Regions from separate parts of the Homo sapiens genome. Here region 2 is linked to region 1. A link is a loop called in an ENCODE intact Hi-C map of the cell type or tissue named here. Cell type or tissue: heart left ventricle. All regions are shown on one strand. Each heading gives the region's core, and the rest is flanking DNA. Links, peaks and the distances in the headings are about the cores only.

Region 1 (5,371 bases), core at 87-5,086:
GATGAGGGCTCTGCCTCCCAGATGCCCTACCTCCTAATACCACAATGGGGGTTAGGTTCCAACATGTACATTCTGGGAGAACATTCAGATCATAGCAGGAGGTGACCCTTACCTCGTAGGGTTACTGAGCTATTTACATAGAGCATTTAGCAGTGCTTTGCCAGGCTCAGAATGAAATAGGATAGCTGCTCTCAGCTCATGACAGCATTTATGTAAATGAACTGGCTTCAGAGAGCCAGGCTGAGGGGCTGAGATGACGGGAGGGATGTAGAAGTGGTGGGAAGTGGATTGGGAGGAAACCTGAAGAAACTTGGAGTGGGCCTAGGGGTGCACCTGCTCCCCTTCTAGTAGGAGTCCTTCCTGCAAGTGGACGGAGGGCACCATATTGTGGGTTTTTTGTTTTTGTTTTTGTTTTTGTTTTTTGTTTTTTTTTTTTTTGGAGATGGAGTCTCCCTCTGTCACCCAGGCTGGAGTGCAGTAGCTCAATCTTGGTTCACTACAACCTCTGCCTCCCGGGTTCAAGTGATTTTCATGCCTCATCTCCCCAAGTAGCTGGGGCTACAGGTGTGTGTCACCACGTCCCCCTAATTTTTTGTATTTTTAGTGAGACAGGGTCTCACCATGTTGCCCAGGCTGGTCTCGAACTCCTGAGCACAGGCAGTCCATCCACCTTGGCCTCCTAAAGTGCTGGGATTACAGGTGTGAGCCACTCCCAGCCTATATTGTATATTTTAAATTTGAGAAGAAGATGGGATTTGAGGAGCAGTGTATGGCTGATGGGTGGGTACAAAATGGAAGGCCTTGCCCAGGAAAACAATGATGGGAATGAAGCCGAAGATGCTCAGGAAAGGGAGTGTGGGCAGCAGGAGGGGGATGGATGAGGAGCATTTTCTGGGTGCAGTCATGTGGGAGTAGTTGGGTTGAATTCAGAGGGTCCAAGAGAAAGGGACCCTGATGCAACAAACATGGGCCTGGACAGTGCTGCCTCAGAGCGGGCCACCTGCCAACCCTGGAAAGGAGGCTGCGTGTTCGTCAGGGGCACCATCCACAGGATCGACGCATTTGTTGCCAGAGATTAAGAGAGAAGTTTAGATCTTTTAATTTTGACTGAGGTGGCTTTTCCTTCTTTTCTTTAACCAAGGACTTAGACTCCTGAAATGTTGGGGAAAAGGTTGACAGGGAAAACATCCACCCTCTTCCTGCTGTTTTTCATCTCTATATTTTTCTCTTTTGTGGTGGTGTGGTGGTGGGCAATAAATAAAAGGCATTTCATTTCAGGGGTAACCTGGGCAGATTTTGGAAAATGTAGACAGATTGCAAAATCATCCTATGTTTTCATAAAGTAAGCCCTGTAATATCCAGTCCTTTATTTTTTTTTTTTATTTAGAGAGAGGTTTTCACTCTGTCACTGTCCCAAGTAGCTGGGACTACAGGTGTGCACCACCATGCCTGGCTAATTTTTGTATTTTTTGTAGAGACAGAGTCTTGCTATGTTGCCCAGGCTGGTCTCAAACTCCTAGACTCAAGTGATCCTCCCACTTTGGCCTCCCAAAATATTGGAATTACAGGCATGAGCCACTGTGCCTGGACTGTAATAGTCATTTCTAAGTAATTCTAATCATAACATAAAAGGGTGTCTTGATTAAACAGATACTTTATTAAGTCATCTCCATGAGTCAGTCAGACTGACAGGTTGCTGGTTGATTCTGCAGTAATTGGTGAAATTCATCAGTAATTCTCTTCAAGAGTCACTCCGGCTCTGTTCATTCATTTTATATTGGGAGGAGGTCCTCATGAAATTAGTTACTGTATAGGTCTCAACCTATGCATTCTTTCATTGTTGCTGTGGAAACAAGCAATAAAAATCGTGGGTTGAAGAAGAAAAATAATCGGTGCTGAACATCTGTAAAATACATGATAATTAACTTGCTTTCTGTAATCCAGAATTTTAAAAAAATCATCATACTTGGAACAAAGCTGAGACTCATAAGGTTCTGAACTAATTATGTAACTGAATCATTAATAGTTTTCCTTGGAAACACTGTGGAAAACAAATTACGCCGCCTTTAAAGGAGTGTTTCCACTGGTAGCAGCATTCACAGAGCCGCTGCCATCAGCTCTGCAGCGTGAGCTCAGTCAGATGCATGCCTGGACACACGCCACCAGCTGGTCACTGTTTCAATAGGGTCGGGAACTAGATGGTCGGGAACTAGAGAGACATTGTCAGGAGAAACAAGGTCGCAGACTGAGCAGGATGCTGCCTGTGGTTCTTCTCGTGGCTGGCTAACGGGCTGTGAGGGGAGAGGCAGCCAGGGACGCTAGCACTGGCCGCCATCCCCCGGGGGCAGTTAGTGAGACCCACCCTGCCCCCACCCTGTGCACTGTGAGAGTGGCAGTTAGAATTGGTTGTCACTTGTGGGTGTTTTGTAAAGTGCATTTCTGATGTTCTTTGAAAGGACAGAACATCATGGGTTTGGTGCCCTGTGTCACACCCTGAGTCCATGGGGACAGGCGGAGTCAGGGTTGGGGCTGGAAGAGAACCGAGAGGGCATTTAATCCAGTCCTGTTATGTTATTGACAGAAGAAACAGAGGCTCTGAGAGGGTGAGGGATGGACCAGGCCGCTCCTTGCTCAGGAATCACAGTGCCGGTCCCTGCTGGCCAGTCTCGGGCTGCCTTCCACATCTCTGTGTGGATTTTCCCCTGATGTCTTCAGCTGTATCTTGCTGGTTTGAACAATTTTCCTTTCATAAAATATTGTAGTTAGGGCAGTCACTCTGCCCAACAGTGTTGGGTCTGACCAATTAAAATATGCTTCATTAATTTTTTATGATACCCATTTTTATCCAAAAGAAGAAAAAAGTCATTTTGTGCTTCTGTGAATTCTTTCAAGTAATTCATTTATGTTTATTTTAAAAATAAGTATATTGTTCCTTTGTCAACCCTAAAGCCACAAAGCTTATGGGCATTTTATTGGTTGACTCTGGCTGACCTGTTTTATCTGGGTGTGAGATACAGATACATAGTGTATGGGTATTTGGTGGAATGCTGTCTCAGGTCATTCTGCTGAAAAGTGATGTCAGGACATCAGTAATGTGGATATGTTTCAGTAGTTTGGTAAAAGCTGTTATGGAGTTGTAAAAATTAGCCTAGTATAAAGCCTATAAACCCATCTTAGGAATATTCTATTTCCAGCCAAATCATAGGTGCTCCTACTCTGTGATAGTTCATGGTGACGTGGTATGTGGGGTGTAAAGTGTGATGATGTCATGCAGCAGGTTCAAGTGATGGAGACATGTTTTTCTTTTCTGCTCTTTTGCAGGACAGACCCACGAAGTCAAGCATGCGGAGTGCAGCCAAGCCCTGGAACCCAGCCATCAGAGCAGGGGGCCACGGCCCAGACCGGGTGCGGCCTCTGCCTGCAGCCTCTTCCGGCATGAAGAGTTCTAAGTCTTCAACTTCCTTGGCTTTTGAGTCCCGACTCAGCAGGGTATGGATCAAAATGCACAGGGCCAGGCAGAGCGCCTGGATACCCTGGGTTGGGAGGATTGAAGAGGGCAGTAAGCAAACCAGTGGCCTCTCGGGGCAGGGAAGGAGGCTCCCAAGGAGGGGTCGCAGGAGGACCAGCATGCCTGGACATGAAGGAATAGAGCTAGCGGGTGGGAGTGGGGGCCCTCTGGGGTCCAGAAAGGAGGTCTGCAAAGTGTTTAACACAGTAATTAAGGTCCTCTGCCCTGGGTTGCATGGACATCCCGGCAGTTTTGCCCCAAGCACGGCCCTGGATAGGGGTCGAGGTCATGCACGATCTTTGCAGCCCCCCACAATCCAGTTGTAGTTCTTCAAGCCCCTCTTACTGGACCCCGCAGCAGCATGGACGCTGTTGATTACGCCCTTCATGAGGGAGTGCGTTCTCCTCTGGTTTTCTCCTCCCCCCATCCCTTTGGTCTCTAAGGTTGGGTGGGCCCATGCCACATTCCTAGACTCATCTCTTTTCTAGCTGCATTCATTTCTTTACATGAGAGGCTCTCACCGTGCAAAGCCTAGTGCCTCCTTAGCTGCCCTGAGATGAATTCATAGACAGTAGCACCTACCTCATGCAATACTTTAGAAAAGTCAATATGATCTTCTATATTAGCATGGATTTCCATCTGCACAGCTGTGCTAAAGGCCTTGAGATGCTCCTTAAAGCACCACGGGCGTGACAGCTACAATGCAGATGGATTTGAGATGCAGACTGATTTGAATTGTGTTGATGACTCAACTACGGTGAAGGCTGCTGCAGAAGGAGTGACGGGATTGTTTTGAAATAGCAGACACTCTTGGTGAAGTTCTGAACCAAGCATGGTGCCGGCTCCCTTTGTTTTAGTATTTTTGGACTTAGAGCAGACACTCTTGGTGAAGACACTCTTAGAGCTAGGCAAGGGGCACATTGTTTTTATGAGTCAAATGGAGGGAGGCTCTAGGCTCAGATAATAATAAAAGGTGTTCCACCTGTGTCAGTGCCTGCGGAATATGTGGAAAGTGTGTGGGTCGTGGAGCAGTTCTTTGTGTAAGATTGTCATGAGCATTTTAGGACATCTGAATTTCCTGTCCTCCTACCCGTTAAATATTAGTAACACATCCAGTCATGGTGACAACCAAAAATGTGCCCTCAGATTTTCAACACATCCCCTGAGGGACAGCCCTGTCCCCATTGAGAACCATTGTTCTAGGTGACGGGTCCATTCTCATGGCTTTTAACACTCTAAGTGGATAACGTCCAAATTTGCATCTCCAGCTGGGACCCCTCTAACTGCCTTTGTGACATCACCCTTGGATGTCCAAAAGTGTAACATGTCCAAAACCGAATCTCAATGCCTTCCTCTCCATCTCTCTCACCATCCCCTAACCTGCTCCCCCAAATCTTCCCATTTGTGTAAATAGCAACTCCATCTTCTTGGTTGCTCAGGCCACAGCCAGTGGCATCACCCTTAAACCCTCCTTTTCTCATGTCTCACAGTCCATCAGTGAAATGCCATCACTTCTACCTTAAAAATATGTGTCAACTCCAACCAATTCCCACTGCCTCCCTTGTGACCAGTTGGGTCATGCCCCCACCCTTCTGTGCCCTAGTCCTGGTCCTTGGAACACCTGAGTCATGTCACTTCTCTGCGTCAACCCTCTAGTGGCTCTCCCCATTCACTCAGAGTGAAAAGCAGAGTCCTTGAAATGGCCAGCGATGCCCTCAGGGCCCAACCCTGTCCCCTGCCTCTCAGGTGTGGTCTCGCTCCTCTGTGCCCTGGCTCCTGGAGCTCCAGCCACACGTTCTGCTGGTGTTTGGTGACAGCTGTCCTTCGGATTGCCAGGTGCACTCCTGCGGCAGTGTGTTTGTG
Region 2 (5,371 bases), core at 292-5,291, 100 kb before region 1:
ATTCATTATCTCAAAACCTTCTAACACTCTTTTTTTTTTTTTTTTTGAGATGGAGTCTCGCTCTGTCGGCCAGGCTGGAGTGTGGAGGTGTGATCTCCACTCACTGCACGCTCCACCTCCCAGGTTCTAGCAGTATCCCTGCCTCAGCCTCCCAAGTAGCTGGGATTACAGATGCGCGCCACCATGCCCGGCTACTTTTTGTATTTTTTAGTAGAGACAGGGTTTTGCCACGTTGGCCACGCTGGTCTTGAACTTCTGACCTCAGGTGATCCGCCTGCCTCAGCCTCCAAAGTGCTGGGATTACAGGCGTGAGGTAACACTCTTGAGTGTTAGAAATTATTGCTTTAATTTTACAGATGAGGAAACAGGCTCAGAGAGCCTTCCAAGCTCCTGCAGCTAACCAGTAGCAGAGCCAGAATTCAAAATCAGATCTGGGTGAGCCCAAAGCAGGAGTTGGCAAACTAAGGATCATGGGCCAAATCCAGCCCACTCATTGTCTGTTTTGGTAAATAAAATTTTGCTGAAACAAAATCAGACTCACTCATTTACATAACCCTGATGGCTGCTTTCAAACTACAATAGCGACATTGAGTCCCTGCAAACAAGTCTATGTGGCTCTCAAAGCCTAAAATATTTACTATCTAGCCCTTTATAAAAAGTTTGCTTGTAAACGTTTTTGTTTTTATAGAAAAACTCCTGCTTGGAAGCCTGTTTTTCTTGCCACTTCATCTTTCTTCTTCTCTGTATGCCACTGCTATTATAGTATTGAAGTTGTCACTCTTGCTCCCAGCAGGTGGAAGGACAGCATGCTTCTCATGAAAAGGACCTCAGTAGGACACTCACAGAAGTCCGGGCAACTGGGACAGAGACCACGACCCCCAGGAAGGGAGTGGTCAATCAACACAGGGATCACCAGTACAGGAGCCTCTGTTTGGAAGGAAGGTCAGAAAGATCCTGTGGCCTTGCTCTACCAATTTTTGGCAGCCTGCCTGGCCACATCCCTACCTCCCAGAGGCCCATGCTCTGATTCCTGGATGTCACCCTGTTCTCTGCAGGTGCCAGCAATGTTGCTTTTGCATACTCCCAGGGGGCACTATCCACATGTTCCAGGGACTCCATCTACATAGTTACCCTGGGTGCTATAATTACCTGGGTGTGTCTGGAGTGGGTGGGAGAGAGGGGTGTGGCTGTTCTTGGGATCTGCAGTAAAAGACTCTGTTTAAAGGGTTCTGAGAGAGGAGGCTGCGTCGTGGGGTGTAAAGGAGGGAGCTGGGACTCTGCAGCTTTTGGTCTTTGCAGAGCAGTGGGACTTGAGGAGGTAGAGGAGGAAATCCTGGGAAAGAGGTTGAGGGCACTGTCACGAGAAGACAGTGCAAAGCTACACACACCCAGACCACATAATATGAATATTATATAGAGTTTATTGGGGGCAAAGCCTATATGCGGTGAGGTCTCAGAGCACCCTGCTATGCCCGAGTCAGCCTAAGCCACCAAGGATGACCCTGCAGTCAGACCACGTCTGGCTATTGACTCAGTGCAGTGAGAGGGACTGCACGTTGAGCGACATGGAGATGGCTCAGCACACAAAGGTCAGCAAAGAGTTATTCCAGGACTTGAGGGTGATGTGAAGTTAAGGTGACAATTAAATGAAGCAGGCTCATAGCAAACCAGGCTGTGTGTTGTGAGTCAACATCAGGTGTGGGCTGGGAAATGGACCCAGGGTCTTGTTTCTTTGGAAATAATAATTTTTTGTTTGTTTGTTTTGAGATGGAGTCTCACTCTGTTGCCCAGGCTGGAGTGCAGTGGTGCCATCTTAGCTCACTGCAACCTCCGGCTCCTGAGTTCAAGCAATTCTCCTGCCTTAGCCTCCCCAGTAGCTTGGATTACAGACAAGTGCCACCATGCCCGGCTAATTTTAGTATTTTTAGTAGAGATGAAGTTTCACCATGTTGGCCAGGCTGTTCTCAAACTCCTAACCTCGGGTGATCCACCCACCTCAGTCTCCCAAAGTGTTAGGATTACAGGCGTGAGCCCCCGCATCCAGCCTTTTATTCCTTTTTAAAGGCTGAATAATATTCAATTGTACATATATACCACATTTTGTTTATCCGTTCACCTGCTGACAGACACATGTTGCTTTTGTGTTTTAGCTAGTGGGTCAAAGTTAATACTGCTATGACCATACAGGCACAAATATCTCTTCAAGACCTTACTTTCAATTCTTTTTTTTTTTTTTTTTTTTTTTTTTTTGAGATGAAATCTTGCTCTGTCACCCACGCTGGAGTGCCCTGGCATCATCTTGGCTCACTGCAACCTCAGCCTCCCTGCGCACACAGTTCGGTACTACATATATCCTCTAGGTGGCAGCATAACCCTCAATATAAAAACCCATTCTGAGCCCCGCGCGGTGGCGCGCCTGGAATCCCAGCTGCAGCTACTCTGGAGGATCGCTAGAGCCCAAGAGCTGATGCAATGCTCCAGGACTGCACCTGTGAACAGCCACTGGCACTCCAGCCTGGGCAGCAGCGAGACCCCGTCAATAAACAAACAAACCACCCGATTAGGCGCGGTGGCTCACTTCTGTAATCCCAGCACTTTGGGAGGCCCAGGCGGGTGGATGGCTTAAGCCCAGGAGCTCGAGACCAGCCTGGGCAGCATATAGAGACCTCATCTCTACAAAGAATTAAAAAATTAGCTGGGCATGGTGGCACGCGCCTGTGGTCCCAGCTACTCGGGAGGCTGAGGTGGGAGGGCCACCTGAGCCCAGTTTGGAGGCTGCAGTGAGCCGCAATCGCATCACTGCACTCCAGCCTGGGCGACAGAGCCATACTGTCTCAAAAATAAATAAGTAAATAAATAAATAAAACATAAAAACTATTTTGGGATCCTGACCCTTTGGTCTTTGAACTTCTCTCTCTTTTCTTTCTTTCTTTTTTTTTCTTCTTCCTTCCTTCCTTTTCTTTTTCTTTCTTTCTTCCTTCCTTTCTTCTCTTTCTTTCTTTCTTTTCTTCTTTCCCTTTTTTCTTTCTTTTTGAGAGAGGGTCTCATTGTCACCCAGGGTAGAGTGAGAGGCACTATTACTGCAGCCTTGAACTCCTGGGCTCAAGCGATCTTCTTACCTCAGCCTCCCGAGTAGCTAGGACTACAGCTGCATGCCAGCACACCTGACAATTAATTTTTTTTTTTTTTTTTTTTTTTTGAGACGGAGTCTCACTCTCTCCCAGTCTGGAGTGCAGTGGCGCAATCTCGGCTCACTGCAAGCTCCGCCTCCCGGGTTCACGCCATTCTCCTGCCTCAGCCTCCCGAGTAGCTGGGACTACAGGCGCCCGCCACCACGCCCGGTTAATTTTTTGTATTTTTTAGTAGAGATGGGGTTTCACCGTGTTAGCCAGGATGGTCTCCATCTCCTGACCTCGTGATCCACCTGCCTCGGCCTCCCAAAGTGCTGGGATTACAGGCGTGAGCCACTGCGTCTGGCCAAAAAAAAATTTTTTTTTATAGAGACAGGGTCTCGCTATGTTGCTCAGGCTGGTCTCAAACTCCTGGGCTAAGGCACCGTCTCGCTTCAGCCTCCCAAAGTGTTGGGATTACAGGTGTGAGCCACCAGGCCTGGCCTGGCCTGAATTTTCTTTTTTCTTTTTTTTTCTTTCTTTTTTTCCTTTCTTTCTTTTTTTCTTTTTTTTTTTTGAGACAGAGTCTTGCTCTGTCTCCCAGGCTGGAGTGCAGTGGCCTGCTCTCACTCGCTGCAACCTCCCCCTCCCGGGTTCAAGCAATTCTCCTGCCTCAGCCTCCTGAGTAGCTGGGATTATAGGCATGCGCCACCATGCCCGGCTAATTTTTCTGTTTTTAGTAGAGACGGGGTTTCACCATGTTGGCCAGGCTGGTTTCGAACTCCTGACCTCGTGATCTGCCTGCCTTGGCCTCTCAAAGTGTTGGGATTACAGGCGTGAGCCACCGTGACCAACCGAATTTTCTTAGCACTTTTCTTTTTAAATGCCAAAGGATGGAACCCAGAACTGTGAGCTTCCTTCAGCTCTGTCAGTGGCTTATCTCAACATGAGCTAAATGTACAAAGGTGCTCTTCCTATCTTACTGCTGTGATCGTTGGTCCCATGTTTTGACTGCTGGATTGATTTCAGTAAGGACTCAGGGTATAGATTCTAGCCTTCCTTGAAGGACAGATGTCCTCTCAACTAAACTAGAAGCACACTATAACTCTACAATTTTTGAATTCTTTTTTTTTTTTTATTTTTTTTTTGAGACGGAGTCTCACTCTGTCACCCAGGCTGGAGTGCAGTGGCATGATTTCGGCTCACTGCAACCTCTGCCTCCCGGGTTCAAGCGATTCTCCTGCCTCAGCCTCCCAAGTAGCTGGGACTAGAGGTGTGCGCCACCACGCCCGGATAATTTTTGTATTTTTAGTAGAGATGGGGTTTCACCATGTTGGTCAGGCTGGTCTCGATCTGCTGACCTCGTAATTCTCCTGCCTTGGCCTCCCAGAGTGCTGGGATTACAGGCGTGAGCCACTGCGCCCAGCCCCGGCCCTCTTTTTTTTTTTTTTTTTTTTTCGAGGTGGAGTTTCGCTCTTGTTGCCCAGGCTGGAGTGCAGTGGTGCGATCTCGGCTCACTGCAACCTCTGCCTCCCGGGTTCAAGTGATTCTCCTGCCTCAGTCTCACGAGTAGCTGGGATTACAGGTGTCCGCCACCACCCCCAGCTAATTTTTTGTATTTTTAGTAGAGTAGGGGTTTCACCATTTTGGCCAGGTTGGTCTCGAACTCCTGACCTCAGGTGATCTACCTGCCTCGGCCTCCCAAAGTGCTAGGATTATAGGTGTGAGCCACCACACCCGGCCCCCATTTTTGTATTCTTAGTCTCTGGAGCACAGTTGGTTGAACAAATGAATGAATGAATGTATTACCACAAGGACTACACAAGGCTAGGCATTGCCTGGCTTGGAAAGAGTCTTTAAATTGCTATTATTTATGGAAACTTCAGTGCACCAGCCAGATTTCTTGGTTGCAAGCAACAGAAATAAACTCTGGCTCTCTTTTTTTTTGAGACGGAGTCTCATTCTGTCACCCAGGCTGGAGTGCAGTGGCACGATCTCGACTCACTGCAAGCTCCGCCTCCTGGGTCCACGCCATTCTCCTCCTGCTTCAGCCTCCCGAGTAGCTGGGACTACAGGCACCCACTACCACGCCCAGCTAATTTTTTTGTATTTTTAGTAGAGACGGGGTTTCACCGTGTTAGCCAGGATGGTCTCGATCTCCTGACCTTGTGATCCACCTGCCTCGGCCTCCCAAAGTGCTGGAATTACAGGCGTGAGTCACCACGCCTGGCCAACTCTGGCTCTCTTAAGCATAAAGGGAG

The links. Peaks named below come from ENCODE experiments on the same cell type or tissue, not always from the same donor. Only the 100,000 strongest peaks of a DNase experiment are listed, where the experiment ranks them.
Region 2: it touches region 1 in a loop (4-fold over the local background); 45 of 110 quality-filtered maps call a loop at or near these places.

The regions. Positions count from the first base shown.
Region 1 is chr17:20,093,310-20,098,680 of GRCh38, forward strand. SPECC1 (sperm antigen with calponin homology and coiled-coil domains 1) reads left to right here. Exons shown (of 15, transcript NM_001243439.2): 2 at 3,322-3,489. The coding sequence starts at 3,343. Among named protein-coding and RNA genes, the nearest start is that of SPECC1, 87 kb to the left of the region's middle. In heart left ventricle, for the core only: a CTCF peak has its summit at 2,166; DNase peaks (open chromatin) are centred at 2,162 and 3,382; H3K4me3 peaks cover 857 bases; H3K27ac peaks cover 3,504 bases.
Region 2 is chr17:19,990,575-19,995,945 of GRCh38, forward strand. No RefSeq gene overlaps it. Among named protein-coding and RNA genes, the nearest start is that of AKAP10, 15 kb to the left of the region's middle. RefSeq lists enhancers at 2,139-2,672, 4,144-4,645, 4,646-5,145. In heart left ventricle, for the core only: a CTCF peak has its summit at 2,365 (motif pointing right); a DNase peak (open chromatin) is centred at 2,407; H3K4me3 peaks cover 329 bases.